Linked DNA regions of Mus musculus: region 2 is linked to region 1. The links are chromatin contacts, found by Hi-C or POLR2A ChIA-PET in ENCODE. All regions are on one chromosome and are shown on one strand. Each heading gives the region's core, a stretch centred on a gene start or an enhancer-like site at or near the end of the contact. The rest is flanking DNA. Distances are from core to core; before and after follow the strand shown.

Evidence for each region. A loop is a pair of places that touch in the nucleus more often than their neighbours do. ChIA-PET counts read pairs that join two places held with the same protein, here RNA polymerase II (POLR2A).
Region 2: POLR2A ChIA-PET joins it to region 1 with 11 read pairs in embryonic stem cell. The contact joins the enhancer-like site here to the promoter of Crabp1 in region 1. A Hi-C loop is called at or near these places in 4 of 37 maps with a recorded cell type or tissue (Patski and left cerebral cortex). POLR2A ChIA-PET finds 5 or more read pairs at or near these places in 3 of 5 experiments (all embryonic stem cell).

Annotation. Positions count from the first base shown.
Region 1 is chr9:54,761,827-54,769,788 of GRCm38, reverse strand. It overlaps Crabp1 (cellular retinoic acid binding protein I), which reads right to left and starts at 5,041. Exons shown (of 4, transcript NM_013496.3): 1 at 4,818-5,041; 2 at 4,128-4,306; 3 at 1,292-1,405. The coding sequence starts at 4,887.
Region 2 is chr9:54,800,026-54,807,987 of GRCm38, reverse strand. No RefSeq gene overlaps it. Among named protein-coding and RNA genes, the nearest start is that of Crabp1, 39 kb to the right of the region's middle. Within about 2 kb of position 3,532, at least 1 of the 3 ENCODE cell types and tissues checked has a DNase peak (open chromatin) inside an H3K27ac peak, as active enhancers do.

The DNA of each region.
Region 1 (7,962 bases), core at 3,792-6,291:
GTCTCTCCTCAGCAAACTTCTCAGGCTTCAGAAACTCTAGGTAATGGGGTCAGGGAGCCTCACAGGGGTGAGGTTAACAGAACGACTAATGGAGAACAAAGGATATAAGTTCCTGGGCACCCATAAGGGCCTGTTCTTTTTCTAGCCTGGGGTGGGAGACATCAATCAGTTCAGAACCACAGGGGACATAAGTAGGGGTTATTTTATCAGTCAGATACCCCCCTTTCCTCTGAATAAAACTGGGGAAGGTGTGAATAAGTTAAACCCTTTGGGGTTTTGTTGTTCTGTTTTTTTGTTTGTTTGTTTGTTTTGTGTTTGTTTGTTTTGAGATAGGGTCTTGTTCTGTAGCTCCCATTGGCCTGGCACTCCTGACTTTTCCTGCCTTAGCCTTCAGACTGTTGCATTACAGGAGTGAGTTACAGGAATGGGGCAGACGACATAAAGGCTTTTAACGTGCCCTCACCAGGTACGTTTTGCTGTGGGTATTTAAAATGTTTGCTCTAGGCTAGGTATGGACACATGCCTTTGATTTCAGTGCTAGAGAGGCAGAGACAGGCAGATCTCTGAGTTGGAGACCAGCATGGTTTACAGAGTGGGTTCCAGGACAGCCAGGGATACACAGAGAAACCCTGTCTCAAAAATTACAAAACAAAACAAAACAAAACAAAAAAACCCCAGAAGAAACAAAGACAAACAAAAAAGGTTTCCATGCCCAATGCTTTTCCACATTGCTCACCTTTCTGGCCCCAAAGAGCCCACCTTTCTACACCAGTACGTCCAGACATTTCCAAAATGTCCTTGCCTGGCTCCTGGTGGCCAGCAGAATTTTAAGATGGGAGTAAAAAATATTCTGTCCGGCTCTGATATGACAAAATTTTATGAAACTATCCTAGCAAAATGGATCATGGTTTGGGGGGGGGTACAGGGGAAATCTCATTTTGTATGAGTTGAGGGGGTTTCACAGAGTCACAGCATTCCAAGCCACGCCAGAGAGGAGACTGGGTGTCTCCTGCCACTGGGCTTGGCATAGAACAGTCTGGACAAAGGTCTGGTAGTCAAATCAATCTCAGATATGACCCTGCCCACTCAGGTAACCCTCCCACCTTCACCTGCCAACCATTTAACAATGGCTTCCTCTGGTTGAAACTGTCCACGGGAGCTTTCTGCTCACATTTTAACCTGTGGCAAATGACTTTCTCAACCAGTGAGTACAAGGACAGCACCTGCCTGGCCCGCCTCTGAGGGTCACCGTGGGAACCCTGGGATTGCCTCAGAGCCAAGGGGCCCTTACCAGGATTAGCTCATCGTTGGCCAGCTCTCGGGTCCAGTAAGTTTTAGGGCCATCCCCCTCAAGAAGTGTCTGTGTGCAGTGAATCTTGTTCTCATTCTCCCACGTGGGTAAACTCTGCAGGCGAGAAAACCATTAGTGATATTAATTACAGTCTCGGCAGCGGGAGAGGAGGAACACAAAGAACACCGGAGAATAATCACTAAACAGAAAAGCAACACATGGTCTCTGACGGCAGGGCATGGCATCTTCTCTGCTGAGCCACACAGAGAACAATTCAGAGTGCTGGTCATGGATTTATGGGGCATAGGTATACCTTCTAGCACACAGACACAGGCACGCTGGAGCAGCAAAGCCTTAGGCATGTATGCTTTGCATCTCCAGGAATAAAATTCAGAGCACACAATGATTCACTTCTATCAACACCGTGAACCTCTCCAAACAATTTGGACTTCAGGTAGAATCATAGAATGTTACAACCGTTGAGACGGTACGTTTGCATTGGCTCTGGTGGCCTGCAGACGAGAAGGTGGGCCCATGGCCAGTTTCTGGACTAACACCTTCCTTTCTCCAGAATTCCTCATCAGAATAGCACACAGCCTGCTCTAGTAAATCGGGGTGTCTGTCTCTGTGGATAAAGATGTTCCCACTTTCCGGTTACATCTTTCTAGAAACTTTTTTTTTTTTTTTTTTTTTTTAAATCAAGCCAAGGTGAAGTCTCTTCAAGGGGTTGGAGGTGACCAGGCAAAAGGGAGTGTCCCGATAGCTTTCCCAGTGTCTGCCCACAGCACAGTAAGATACAGCTGGGCTGGGTGGCGCTGAATGTACGCATAATCACTTTTTAACTAACACATGGGACTCCTTCATTAGACAGGGAGTGGGGGAAGGGATGGGAATTTTTAAGCCCCACTCTCTCCAGGGTGTTACATGATTCTTTTGTTGTTCTTAAATCAGAATTGCCCTCTCTGGCAGTCGACAGGGTTAGATGGCTCCAAATTGAGCCCTGCCTCTGGTCAAGCCAACTTCTCCAGTAGACACCCTTCCTTCTCCACTCTATTCTTTTTTTTTTTTTTTTTCTTTTTCCCTCCTCTGATGCTGACGATGGAACCCAGGGCCCACCACATGCTAGGTACATGCTAAGCACATGTTCCACCACTGGGCTGTGTGCCAGCCATGTCCTTTTCACTGGTTGTTATTTTGGTTTTGTTGTTGTTGTTGTTGTTTTTCAAACAATGTGGTGACTTGAACCTCAGGTTTCACTGGCTTCAAGCAGGGATCAAATTTGATGGGCAAAGATTGTCTTATGAGTGAGCCTGTAACTAGGGCTGTGTCTCTCTGTCCTTCCAAACAGAGTCACAATTGGATCAGACAGGTATGGGCTAAGGAAAGAGAAAAGAAATAATTTTGCATTCTTTAGAATATTGTTACATTACAAAAACCAAAATTTTCCACTCTTTGGGTATGGCTGTCTTTGAGCTCACAGAGATCTGTCTGTCTCTGCTTTGGAGTGCTGGGATTAAGGGACTGTGCCACAATATTTGGCTTCACTTGTAAATATGTTAGAACATTGGGAAAGCTGGCGATGTTGACTCTGTGAAGCTGGATATGAAGACTCTGATTCAACTAGCGAGCTCTTGGAGGACAGAGGAGAATTCAGGCAACTCGGACCCGGCCTGGGCTATAGAGTGAGATCCTGTCTCAAACAACCAACCAAACAAGACAACAAAATGCACAAAACAACAACCACAAAACCCATGACAGAGAAAGGGGACATTTTTAAAAAATGAGATAGCACGGCAAGTGTTACAGATACTCAGTCTTTGGGTCATGTCTCAGGAGAACAAAACTAAACTAAACAAAAACAAAAACAAAACAAAACAAGCAAACAACAAAACTCTTCTCTTGGTTGTTAGATATAGTGGTGGATGCCGGTAATCCTAGAACTCCAGCGGATTATGATGGAGTATTCGGAGATCACCAGGTTTACGTGGAAACTGCAGGCTACCCTAGTCAGGGCTGCATAGCAAGCCCCAATTTCTCATAAATCAATCTCTCTCTCTCTCTCTCTCTCTCTCTCTCTCTCTCTCTCTCTCTCCCTTTCTCTCCTCTCTCTCCCTCCCTCCCTCTCTCTCCCCTTCTCTCCTCTCTCCTCTCCCTCCCACCTCCCTCCTCTCTCTCTCCCTCCTTCTCTTCCCTCCCCTCTCTCCCTACCCACCTCTTTCTGTCTGTTCTAAGTCCTTGAGGACTTAGAAAGGACATTTAGTACATTGTCTGAACTAGAACATGCGTTGCTTCTTTTACTTTTGGAAGAATCTCACCATTCCCTTAAAGACCTCGGTTGAACACGGAAGGGCAGGAAGAGGTGATGGGTGCGGGGTCCGGGGTGTGTGTGCATGCGCGCGCGCGCGCGCGCGGCGGGGACGGAGGGGGGGGGGATCCGGGCTGTGCAACTGGATCCGAATCCTTGCCCTACAGTCCAAGGACCCAGGGGGCGGGATGCTAAATCAGCCACTTCACCTATGACAGGTAAGTAGGCAGCTGCGCAGAACAGGAGGCAGCAGCGGTCCCAGGAACCTCTCTACCTATGCAGCCAGAGCTAGCGCTGAAGGCGCCGCTAGCGAGGCACTAACCAGGACCACACACCCACCCAGAGTTCAAAGCGCGCGCGCGCGCCTTTTGGCGCCCGGGTGATAGATAGTATGAGGGGAACCTCGGGTAGGGCTTTCTCCTGAGCCCAGGACCATCAGGTCACACAAACTTCCCGTGACACACCCTGCAGCGGGTCAAGGGTTTTAATGGGGGGGTACCCGGGAAGGAGGTGCGGTCTCTGGAGCCTCACCCTGCATTTGCGTCCGTCCACTGTCTCCTCCTCGAAGCCCTCTCCGACCTTGAAGTTGATCTCCGTGGTGCGCACAGTAGTGGATGTCTTGATGTAGAACTGATCCCCGTCTTGGCGGATCTCCACGTGCGGCTTAGACGCAGCCGCCACGGCCACCTTCCTCAGCATGGCGTTCACACCTGCGCAAGGAAGCATAGATTCGGGTCTCTGGTCCTCACCCACTGGTCTCCCCCAGACCTGTTTGGCACTTCCCAAATCCTCTGGCTTTAGACGGGGCTCTTAAATTAGTCCCACTTGTCTCTTTCCTCCCTTGGGTTTTAGAGAAGAAAACCCGAGGCTTAAAGTCGGCAAGCGGCTTTCCTGAGTTACCCAGGGCTTTCATGGCAAGATCTGGTCTTTTAAAAGCCCCAGTTTAAAGTCCCTGCTCTTCACTGTGATCTAGCACGAGATAAAGATGGGACCGTCGAGAAAGGCGCCAAATGTCCAGCAAACGTTAGTTGAACTCCCTGGGGCTGGAGCCCGCTCTCCTCTGCGACCTGGGTTTGGGGGGTGGGGGAACCTCAAAGGAAACAGAGATTCATCACTCCGTTGACTCCCTCCTGCCTGAACCTACCCAGGCCACCCTCTCTGGGACCCGGGCGCCTCGCAGCTGCTTCTAACAGACCGGACATACTCTCTGTACCAGCTTACCCAACGCCTTGAGGAGCTCGTCGAAATTCTCGCTGCTGCGCATCTTCCAGGTACCGGCGAAGTTGGGCATGGTGGCAGTGGTGTTGGCTGTAGCGGCGGCGCGAAGGCAGGGGCAGGCACCCACCTCTGCTGCGGAGCGGTCGCACGCTGCGTTGCAGAGAGACTGGCGTTCTGCGCCCAGCCGCAAGCGCCTTGAGTCGCTAGGGTAGCGCCCCCCCCCTTCTGGGGCCCCGCCCTCAAGTCCCGCCCCTGCCCTGCGTGCACGAGGGGCGGGGGGTGGCCCACGAGGGGTGAGCCCGACTCCCCGCCCTAAGGCGCCCCTCACCATTCCTCATCTTCTCAGCCACTAGTGATGCAACTTGGAACTTGCTCTCCCCTGGTGCCTCCTCCACCACGCCGCCCACATTCTGTTTTAAACTGGGTGGTAGGAGAGGGTTTAATGAAGCTAGGTCGGCCTGGAGGAGATACATGAGGCTAGCTAGGTAGTGGGGATTCAGGGGAACGCGACATTCTTTCTCTACTTTTGCCTATGTTTGAAAATATCTGTTAGTAGTAAGGCCATAGGCATGGAAGCCACTTTCTTTCCACCCATACTTTCTGGCTGCCACTAGCCGGTCGAATTTGCTCTGTTCGGCTTTTCAGTTAGCATATGGAGGACCAATTAGAGTGGCGGGAAAGGCCCAGCCCCTACCCTTGCTTATCCCGGGCATGGAGGCACGGAGGTACCAAGGCAGGTTCAAACGGGTGCTGGAAACCAAGCCTCTCATGCAGGTTTTCTGCTTAAGTTAGAAGGGAGCCCAGACCAACACCGTCCCTTTGTTGTTGCCTAAGGGACGGAACAAGCAAAATGCAGGGAAATGCGGCAGCTTATTTTGTAAAATTGCGGGTTTGAGCTCTGCAGTCCTACTGGGAAGGCCTAGCAAGAAAGCCTAGCTCCTGCCTTTGCTCTAACAGATCTGAAAATCAACGCCAGAGCCCAGAGTCTCCACTAAGGAGTGTACACACAGGTCCCTGTGCCTTACCAGCTTTCAGACCTCAACATTTCCTTGCAGCCTCTTTCCACTGTTTCACCATTGCTACACCTCAGCCAAACTGCCCAATTCAGGATCTTAGAACCTGCCACGGGTGGCTCCATATCAGCCGTTGACCATGCTGCTCGAGGTCCCCAAAGGTCACTTTTCCTTCATGGGCTGAAAAAAAAAAAAGCTTGCCCACTCCTCATGACACAGGTGTTGTAAAATTCTGTTTAGGTCCTAAGCAGATTACTTTCCTCGGAATTGACAGGATTCCTTCTGGTCCAGTCTTCCCTGTGAAAATAGGCCATTTAGAGCTCAGCGATCAAAGTTGATCAATGCACCCTCATTTCCTCAGGCTCAGCCAGGTGGGGCTCAGAAGTGAATCGATTCTCAAAAGATGCAGATGTTCTGAAGCCTAGAGGTGATTGTGGGGTGAGGATTCCCCGAGGACCTGGGGTTGGTTCATGCTGAATGCTGCTAACAGAAGAGGGCCTCTGTACTTCTAGAAGGGACTGCAATTGGTCTTCTGCCCAGGGGCCCTGAGAAGCCATCTAAGACAGATGAAGACAAGAGAGTGGAGAGGGGCCATCATGGGCTGGGAAAGGGTGTGTGGGGACAACAACTTCTTACATGTGCCATCTGTGCCCACATGGGGCCGTATGCTTAGAAGAAGTTGGTAACTGAATTGGAAAACAGAAAGCAGCTCTGGTGTGGACATCTTGAAGTATTTCATGTATTTACTTTCATGTCTTTATGTATTATGTGTGGTATGTGCAGGTGCACATGTCTGAGGTCTCTACCCACTCTTCACCATACTCTTGGAGACAGGTTCTCACTGAATCATCAACTGAGCAAGACTGTTTGGCCAGCAAGCCCCGATGCTGGCCGATTGATCCCACGTCCACCTCCCCGGTGCATGCCTGTATTTTCATGTGGTTGCTTGGGATCAGAACGCAGGTCTTCGTATTTGGACACTTTCTCATCGGAGCTTCTCCCAAGCCCTCCGTCTTGAAATGTTTAATCTTTGAAAAGATTATATACCTGTATATACCTTGTGCTCTGGGATCTACAAGCTAGGTATCCTGTCTCTACAGCAATGGGGCCAAAGGAGGGGTGTCATGAAGCTAATTCAGGCCTCCACCTCCATTTGATACTTCTGGCTAGCAAGGTGTTACCCATCAAAGTTGGGGTTAGGAGCTGGAGGCTAAGGGAGCTGGAAAAGCAGAGTTTATAGCCCAGGGAAAACCAGTGAAGATGGCTCCTTGGATAAGGCAGAACAGCAGTAGGCAGGTTTTACAGCAAAGATACCACATGGACTGAAGGGAAAGGAGAGAATGGGAAGTCGGAGGGATTCATGGTTAAGAGCAGGGGAGATGGCTCTGTTGGTAAAGCGCTTAAAGCGCAGACATGCCAGCGGAGTTCAGATCTCCAGCACACAGGTAAACAGCCAGGTGTGGTGGGGAGGTGGATTGCTGGCGCTCAGCGGCCAGTCTAGCTGTGTGTCCGGTGTCTCCAGGTTCCCTTGAGTCATAAAACAAGATAGAGAGCGATTGAAGAAATTACTTAACATCAGTCTCTAGCTTCCATGTGCCTGTGCACCCATGTGCAAACATACATGAATATATACATACAAACACACCACTCACAGCAAAACCAAAATGAGAGAGAGGGAGAAGCAGGAGGAGTCATTAGGAGCCAGGTTGGCATTGCCTAGGCATAAAGCCTAGGGTCCAGGTGGGAAGCAGGCTGTCATTGGGACTCTGGCTACCAGGAAACTCCAAAACCAAGAGGGCCACAAAGACATTTCACCATGCCTCCTCTGTGGAGCCATACTCAGGATCCAGAGAAAGACCTCTGCTGAGTAGGGGAGACCCAGCTCTTGGGTCCCCTACATCCTCTGAGCCTGCATCCCCACTCCCTTTCTCCTGCTTCTTTGCCTTCTTGCTTGTGAACCTTTGCCAAGGCCTGTCTGGAACAGGAACTGGGTGCAGCTCCAAGGACAGAGGATCCAGGCAGGGCCTGTTGCTGAGGGCTCCCTGTTCTACTGAGGAGAAACTAGAACCAGTGCTTACCACATGGGCTGACGGTGCCTGCTGGTGCGTGGTCTAGCCTGGGTTGAACCTGAAGAA
Region 2 (7,962 bases), core at 2,283-4,782, 40 kb before region 1:
TGGGTTAATGCAATTAATGGGATGGTTGTGTAAGACTTTGTTTAGCAGGACTGGTTTCCAGCCTGGCCTAAGGCTAAACAGGACTCTGGCAGCTTCCACCAGCCAGCCTGATCTGCTCCCTTGAGCCTCACTCACCCTGGCCAGTGTTCCCTAGAGGCCTGGATCAGTATGTTGTTTTTTTTTTGTTTGTTTGTTTTGTTTTTTTTTTTTAATTTCCCTGGGTCTTCCTGCCTTCTCTGAGGGACCGACCCATGGACTTAGCAATTAACCTGGAGATGCTGGATTTGTTGGGGTTAGCCAAGAAACTGGGTTTTGTTGTGTGTGTGTGGGGAGGGGAGGGTAACTTGGAAACCAATGCTAGGTACCAGCCTGTTCGTTTACCTGAGCTCAAGTTCTCTAAAATGGAGTCTGAACTTACAAGATTTGGTCTCTCACCACATAGTGCTGGGGTTATAGGACTATGTCTGGTCATGTCTAGTTTTTTTTTTAATGTGGGCACTGGGGATTTGAACTCATATTCTCACACAAACCTCGAGTTCTTTTATCCACTGAGTATCTCCCCAGCCTCCTCATAGCTTTTTAGGAGATTCATATGGGACACCGACCCCGGCTCTGGCTGTTTCAGGCTATTTTCCTTAGACACAGGGCACAGGGATGACAAAGGCTTGGTATCAGACTGCCTCTCCCACTTTCTCTGTGACCTTAGGCAAGTGACTTTCTCTCTCTGGGCCACAGTTGCCTTTTCTGTAACATAAGAAAAACACTCCTTGCTGGTGAGATGGCTCAGTGGGTAAGAACACTGACTGCTCTTCTGAAGGTCTGGGGTTCAAATCCCAGCAACTACATGGTGGCTCACAACCACCTGTAATGAGATCTGACCCCCTCTTCTGGTGTGTCTGAAGACAGCTGCAGTGTACTTATTTATAATAATAAATAAATCTTAAAAAAAAAAAAAGGGAAGAAATACACTCCTTACTACTTCATAGGGATAGTATGGGGGGAGGGGATTGAATAGGAATGACCCCCATAGACTCATGTGTTTGAATGCTTGGCCTGTAGGGAGTGGCACTATTAGGAGGTGTGGCCTTGCTGGAGGAGGAAGTGTGTAACTGAAGGGGCGGGCTTTGAGATCTCATATGCTCAAGCTACACCCAGTGTGGCTCACTAAGGCAGGGGCACACGACAGGATGTGGAAAAGTACTTAGCAAAAGTACTCTACTGAGTGGTGCACAGGGTATGATATACACTGGTATACGGGGACTCTGTGGTCATCCAACCAAGCCTCAGTGCCCACCAAGGGCATCAGATGGTTCAGCTCTTCGGACAAGAACTGAGTAGACAGGGTTCTAGGTGGCTCTAACTTGACTGAGGATAGCAGGGGTCAGTGACAGTACCACGGATAGGAAACCTGAGAACCAGACCTGGCTGACGCCCTAGCCCTTGTGATCCCAGTCAACTCACCTACTCTCTGCCTCAGTGCAGAGGGAAGCCCATCCTTGTGTGAGCTTGTGGAGTTGCTACGGTAAACTCTGAGCCTCCCTGAATAATTGCCCTCTCCCCTGATATCCAAAGCCAAGACTCAATCCCAGTAGGGCCCTCCTTCTGCACTCCTCTCAGTGAGAATCTCTAAGGCACCCTTCTGCCCTGAGCTGGTACAAAGTCCTGGTGCCTGGTCGTGCCACACAAGAAAGCAGCAGAAAGCCACAGGGTTTGGCTGTGGTCACTCCCCAGTGGGCCTAGAGTCACTGTCCCTGACTATGTCAGCTCCTTATGTGAAATCCAAACTAAAAGTCCCACTGCTGTTTGTCCCTGTAGTATGCTCCGTGCCTGGGCTCATCACCTCCTGAGGCCTCGGCCTCTCTGGGCTCTGGGTGAAGCATCTGGATTCAGTAGAACCCTCTCATGTGGTAGGGAGCATGACAGAAAGATGGCTCACTTGGGAAGATCTGTTTTGCAACTGTTAATTAGGAAGAGGCTTGACACCTCATTCTCCCTTCCTGCTGTTTTTCCTTCCAGTAAGGCAAACCGGATGCCTCCTGTGAACCCAGGAGGTTGTGAGCTGACTGGGTTATACTCTGTAGCTCAGGTTGGCTTCAAATTTCTGATCTTCCTGCTTCTAACACCCGAGTGTTGGAGTAACAAACACAAGTGCCAATCCCTAGCTTGGCTCTCAACATATATGTTCTCTAACATAGAAACAACCACATATGAAACACGTTCTGTCCAGAGTTTTGATGGGGGCAGGAACTGTGTGAGCTTTGGTTAAAAGGAAAGACAGCTCTCAACCCAGAGTACCAACAAAGATTTCCTGGGGAAGTCTAGAAGCCATACTGGGAAGGGTGAAAGGGGTTCCACCATGACAGGAAAGAAAGGGGTTAGGGGTGCTGGAAACATGTGGAGCCCATGGCAAAGCTGACGACCTGATTCTGTCCACAGAAACTAGAGGTGGAAGGAGAGAACTGACTCCTGAAAGTTGTCCTCTGACCTCCACATGTGTGCCACAGCGCGCGCACACACACACACACACACACACACACACACACACACACACACACAAACAAACAAAATGTGAAGAAAGATCCAGGATATTTGGGTGCACATTTGTAATCTCAGCTCTTGGGAAGCTGAGACAAGAGGACTTCCTTGAGATTGAAGTAATGTGCTAAGTTCAACTCTATCTCAAAAACTAGGAAAGCCAGAGAGAGAGAGAGAGAGAGAGAGAGAGAGAGAGAGAGAGAGAGAGAGAAAGAAAGAGAGATTACCTTCGTCTACTGAATAGCTGTGTGTTCTTGGCTAAGGCATCTAACCTCTCTGTGCTTTAGTGCTTTATGGATACAGTGGGAAGGAGACAGGAAGCTCCTGGGAAATCCTTTCCCCATCTCCTTCCCTTCCTTTCATTCATGACCAATTGCCAGAATCAAATCCTTCCAGAAGGGGAAGACAATAAACGTAGGTAGGACGTATGGTCATAAATGCTTTGGAGAATCTGGTGAGGAAGAGAAGAAAGAATGCGGAGGGGGCTGGAAAACAATCTCAAATAATTTGGTCAGGGGAGGCCTCACTGGTCAGATGGCAATTGATCAACTGCTTGAAGCTCTGTGGCTATCTAGCAGGAGAAATATCCTCTGAGCCCAAGGAAAAGTGTGTGCAATGGCCCTGGGGTAATTACAAGCGTCTAAGGTCCAGCAAGACGGCAGTATGGATAGAATGAAGTAAATCTCCACAGAAATTGCTTCCAAAGATATAATCCAACTGTCAAGGAATTCCCAGCCAGTGTGTAATCAGAGATAACGGGAACCATTTTTACTCCTGGTGTTAGCAGCTGGCAGAGTGTCTGAGGTGACCAGTGTATCTGGAGGCTGTGCTTGGCTGGGCCAGTTGGCTGTGTATGACACAGTGACTGCAAGGATCCCAGAAGCTTCCAGAAGCTTCTCCTTTGACGCACAGGCCTTACAGCTCAATCTGAGCTCAGTGGGTGTGACACGGAGCTGTACGCTCTGCAGTCACAGCTTTCTGGCACTAACACAGCCACCAGCCATGTGCTGAGTCCTCGGTAAGGGTTGTAATTCAGTACTTGACAAAGCAGCTGACATCTTAGTTTTGACCTCCAACAATCCCTCTGCCTTGGCTCTCCCCTGAGTCTACCAGCCCAAAGATTATCCCCTTACAGCTTGAGTGGAGGAATGGCACAGCAAAGCCCCTGGAGTCTTGGGTGCACTGGTTGAGGTGAGGGTGAGTGGGAGTGGGCTCTCAGTTCCTCGGAGAGAAAAGTTATTGGCTGGGAGGTAGGAAAGGAGACTGGGAGCTATGAAGTCCAGGCCAGTGGCAGGAGGTCAGCCAAGCCTTATCCAAGCTCCTTTGGTACAGCTTGATAGTGCCACCTTTGTGTCCTATGTGATCAAGAATGACATGGTGTGGCCCCTGTGTCCTGGGGCCTCAGAAAGACAAGTCACTGGTTTGCGGAAAGGACCTGTGCTGCTGCTGGGTGGAGGAGAGAATCTTTATGGTATATAACACTGCTTCATGTGTGTGTGTGTGTGTGAATGTATATGAGTGTGTGTGTGAGAGAGAATGTGTGTGTGATATGTTTGTGAGAGAGTGTGTGCATGTATGTGTATGTATGTATGTGAGAGTGTGTTTGTGTGTGAATGTGTATGTGTGAGAGAATGTGTGTGTGATATGTGTGTGAATGTGTGTGTGTGTGTATATGTATGTGAGAGTGTGTTTGTTTGTGTGTGAATGTGTGTGCGCGCATGGGTGTCTGTGTATGTGTGTTGGCTAGTGGAGGACATCAGGTGTCCTTCTCTATCACTCTCTACTTTATTCCCTCGAGACTGGGTCTCTCACTGAACCCAGAACTGGCTGATTAGCTCTGTTGGCAGGCAGCAAGTTGCAGATGTCTCTGGCTCTGCCCTTTGCAGTGCTGGGGCCACAGGCATGTGCAGCCACATCCTGGCTTTTTAGGTTTTTTTTTTTCTGGGGATTCAGGCACTTACTTATATAGTAAGTGCTCTTACTCACTGGGCCATCTCCCAGGCCTAGTGAGAAGCACGGCTGGGTATGCAGTCACCCCATGCCCATTTCCTTCACAGCCCTTCCAGGAGTTCAGCACAATTCAGGAAGACATCAGATTAACCAATATCACATTCCTCCCACCTCCCAGAATGGGGACACCCCTCCCCCCCGAAACTGAGTCCATTTAGGATTATTGACAAGTGTGTAGACTTAGATTCTCCCAACAGGATGATTGCTCAATACTAAAGAATTAGTGCCATTGTTCCCTCTTTAGTCACTACTGTGAGGTCACCAAACTGCCACACCCAGACAGAACAAAGATGTGCAGGAATGGCTAAAAGGGGGTTCCACCTCCCTTAGCCTGAGGCTGGACACTCCCCTCTGACCCCTCCAAGGCTCCTTGGATTGGCTGCCGATCAATCACCCCACTCCTCCATCCTGCTAGGCCTGCCAGTCTAGCCTCATCTGGAAAGAATAAAAGCAGAAAAGACAAGACCATGGTCCCCCTAATGCAAACCATTTGTGCAGTCAGCAGCAAATGGATGTGATTCACAGAGATGTGGCAGGAAAAAGGCAGATTGGGCTCATTCTCCCCTGGGCATCCTTAAACTTTCTGGAAGCTGGTTCTCGGCTGCTCTCCATTCCTCGCAGCTGGACTGTGTATACATTGAGAGGTTGGTGGTTTGTAGAAATTCCAACTGGATAAGTTAGACACTGCCTTAATTTCTTATAGGCCATGGCCCAAGATGCAATAATAGACCTGACACACCCAAGAATATTGACAAGAAACTCAATAGTTATCCCGTTGGGTGAATCATAAGCTCCTTGAGGTTGGAAGCATATATAATTGGCTTGGCATTTATCATCCAGCACACAGTTTTAGCTTCACCCCTTTCTAGGCTCTCTTCTCACCACAGGCCACCTAATTCCATCATTTAGACTGACCCCCCTTTCTGGCCCTGGCTGCTGAATACTCTCTTGCCTCAGAGCCTCTGCATGTGCTGTTTCTAGAGCCTAGATTGTTGCCCCTCTTCTATCTGCCTAATGCACCCCATTACTTCTGAGTGCTCAACTTAGACATGCTATGTTCAGGGAAGTCAGGTCCTCTGCTGCAAATTTTCACTATGTCCTGCTGTTGAACCTGCTGTTGTCACTGTGCACTGTCTCATGTGATTCACTGACTAGTATCTGTCTTCCTGTCCACACAGTCTGCTTAGTAAGGACAAGAACTAGGTCAACATATGACCACTGGTATCTTGAAAATATGGAAGGGTTACATCAACATTTATTGAACACCAGGTACACACACACACACACACACACACACAGAGAGAGAGAGAGAGAGAGAGAGAGAGAGAGAGAGAATCTCTCTTATTACATAAAAGTAAACTGAGACCCTAAAGTGGCCAGGAGACCGAGCTCAAGGTGGGAGACTTTGGGACCAGAGGGAGACTTTGACTTCGGCTCCTCCAAGTCTCGTATCTCAGTGTTCTTTCCATCTGAATTACAGCTGTGGATCCAGGGATTGGCTGGAGTTCGTGCTGACTCAGTGTGAGAGACAGGGTCATCTCTGTATGTCAGTGAGGCCAGAGGCTTGCTGTTCCCACGTGAATCAGTAGAGCCCTTACCTGGAGTCAGTCCCGGTGGCAGCTTCTTGCTGCTTCACTTGGGGCCAGCAGCTATCCACCTGACAGCAGCTGCTCTAATCCTTGGGGCTAGTCCCACCCTGTTGGGCCAGGAACGGAAGAGGGAGGCTTGCCTGGGCCTGTCCCCGTTGGTTACAGTTATGCCCCTGCCTCTCCGTTATGTGCTCTCTAAAGCCAGCCACGTGCACAGCAACTGTGCTTGGGGAAATTGCCCCCAGGTCCTGGTTCACAGAATTGCTGGGAAAATGGCAGCTCTGAGTCCACATGAAAGGCATTCTTGGAAAATGTCTCTCCCGCCCCCCCTCCTTCCCCAGCTGGAGAACTTTTTGCTGAGTCGGTGCAGCAATTGCAGGGCCTCGGATGGGTTTAATAAGAGGAGGGAGCTGGGCTGCACTTCTTGATTGCTCCAATCTGTGAAGAACTGACTTAGTTCTCCGGCAGTTTCCCTGCTCCCATCATCCCCCGACTTGCAGAATGACTCTGCTGTGACAGTTGCTCACCAAGTTTCTGACCAATGGATGTGAATAAGGAGATAGAAAACGGCTTTAGATTGAGTACTTCCTGTGCACCTGATGCCATCTTGCACCTGTGTGTTACTATGGCATGGCATTTTGCCTGTTTTGTTTTGTTTTGTTTTGTTTTGTTTTGTTTTGTTTTGTTTTCAGGGAGGGGAGATTGAGACAGAGTCTTCTGAAACCCAAGCTGGCCTTAAACTATGTAGTTGAAGACGATCCTCTTGCCTCCACTTTCCAAGTGCTGGGGTCACTGTGTGGCAGCATGCTTTGTTTATTTGGTCCTGGGAATCAAACCCAGGACTTTTTGCATGCTAGGCAAGCACTCTACCAACTGAGCCACATTCTCACTTTTGAGTTTTGCCTATTCTGAGACACAGCCCCATGACAGGGATAGTTAACACATCACCTTAGGGCTGTAGTTCCAACAACCTCGCCGTTCTGTGGAGGGAGCAGCATTAGCCTCTCCATAGCCACGTAGGGCTGTGGAGCACTCAACATGTGGCTAGTGCCAGTGAGAAATGAATTGCATTTGCAATTTCCCTGGACTTCAGTTACATACACTTGGTGGCTACCATACTTGATGATGTGTTTCTAGCCTCATGGTATTCTGAGTGTGATCCACCAGCAGCCATTTGAGTGTGGTCCACCAGCAGCCATTTGAGTGTGGTCCACCAGCAGCCAGCGCCAGCATCAGCCAGCTGCTTGCTAGGATGGTGCTTCAGTCCAGGCCCATGGAATCAGATTCATTTTAACAAGATCCCCAGGTGATCTTCAGGCATGCTCACATATGAGAAGCAGTTCCCGGAGAAAAGCCAGGAACAAAGCTGTGGGGAATTTTAAAAAGAGAAGAGAAGAGAGGCCAGTGGGCGGGGAGAAGAACACTCGAGGTCTCTACTCATTTAGCACAGAATTCTCTTTCTGCTCACTGAGGGTTTTCAACTCTGCCCTTGACCTTGACTTCAGGGTTTTCCTCTCCAGCCTACAACACAGAGAAACAGCTAGCACAGTGAGGACCATCGACACCACCTCTACCACAGTGCACAAGCCCCCTCTTCCCACTAAGGGCTCCATGAATGCAGAGCTAGGGCTCGGATATCCACCATTCCAAGACCACACTGCAGGCATTCCACAAGCCAGGGTAACCTTCCAGAATTTCATTTTCAGATACATGTTAGTGTCTGGTATAACGAGACACATGCTACACGGCGATGAAACACAGTGTTCAGACTGAATAATAAAATGCTTTATGGACAGGCAAATTTTATGTCTCCCTGTAGGGAGATAAG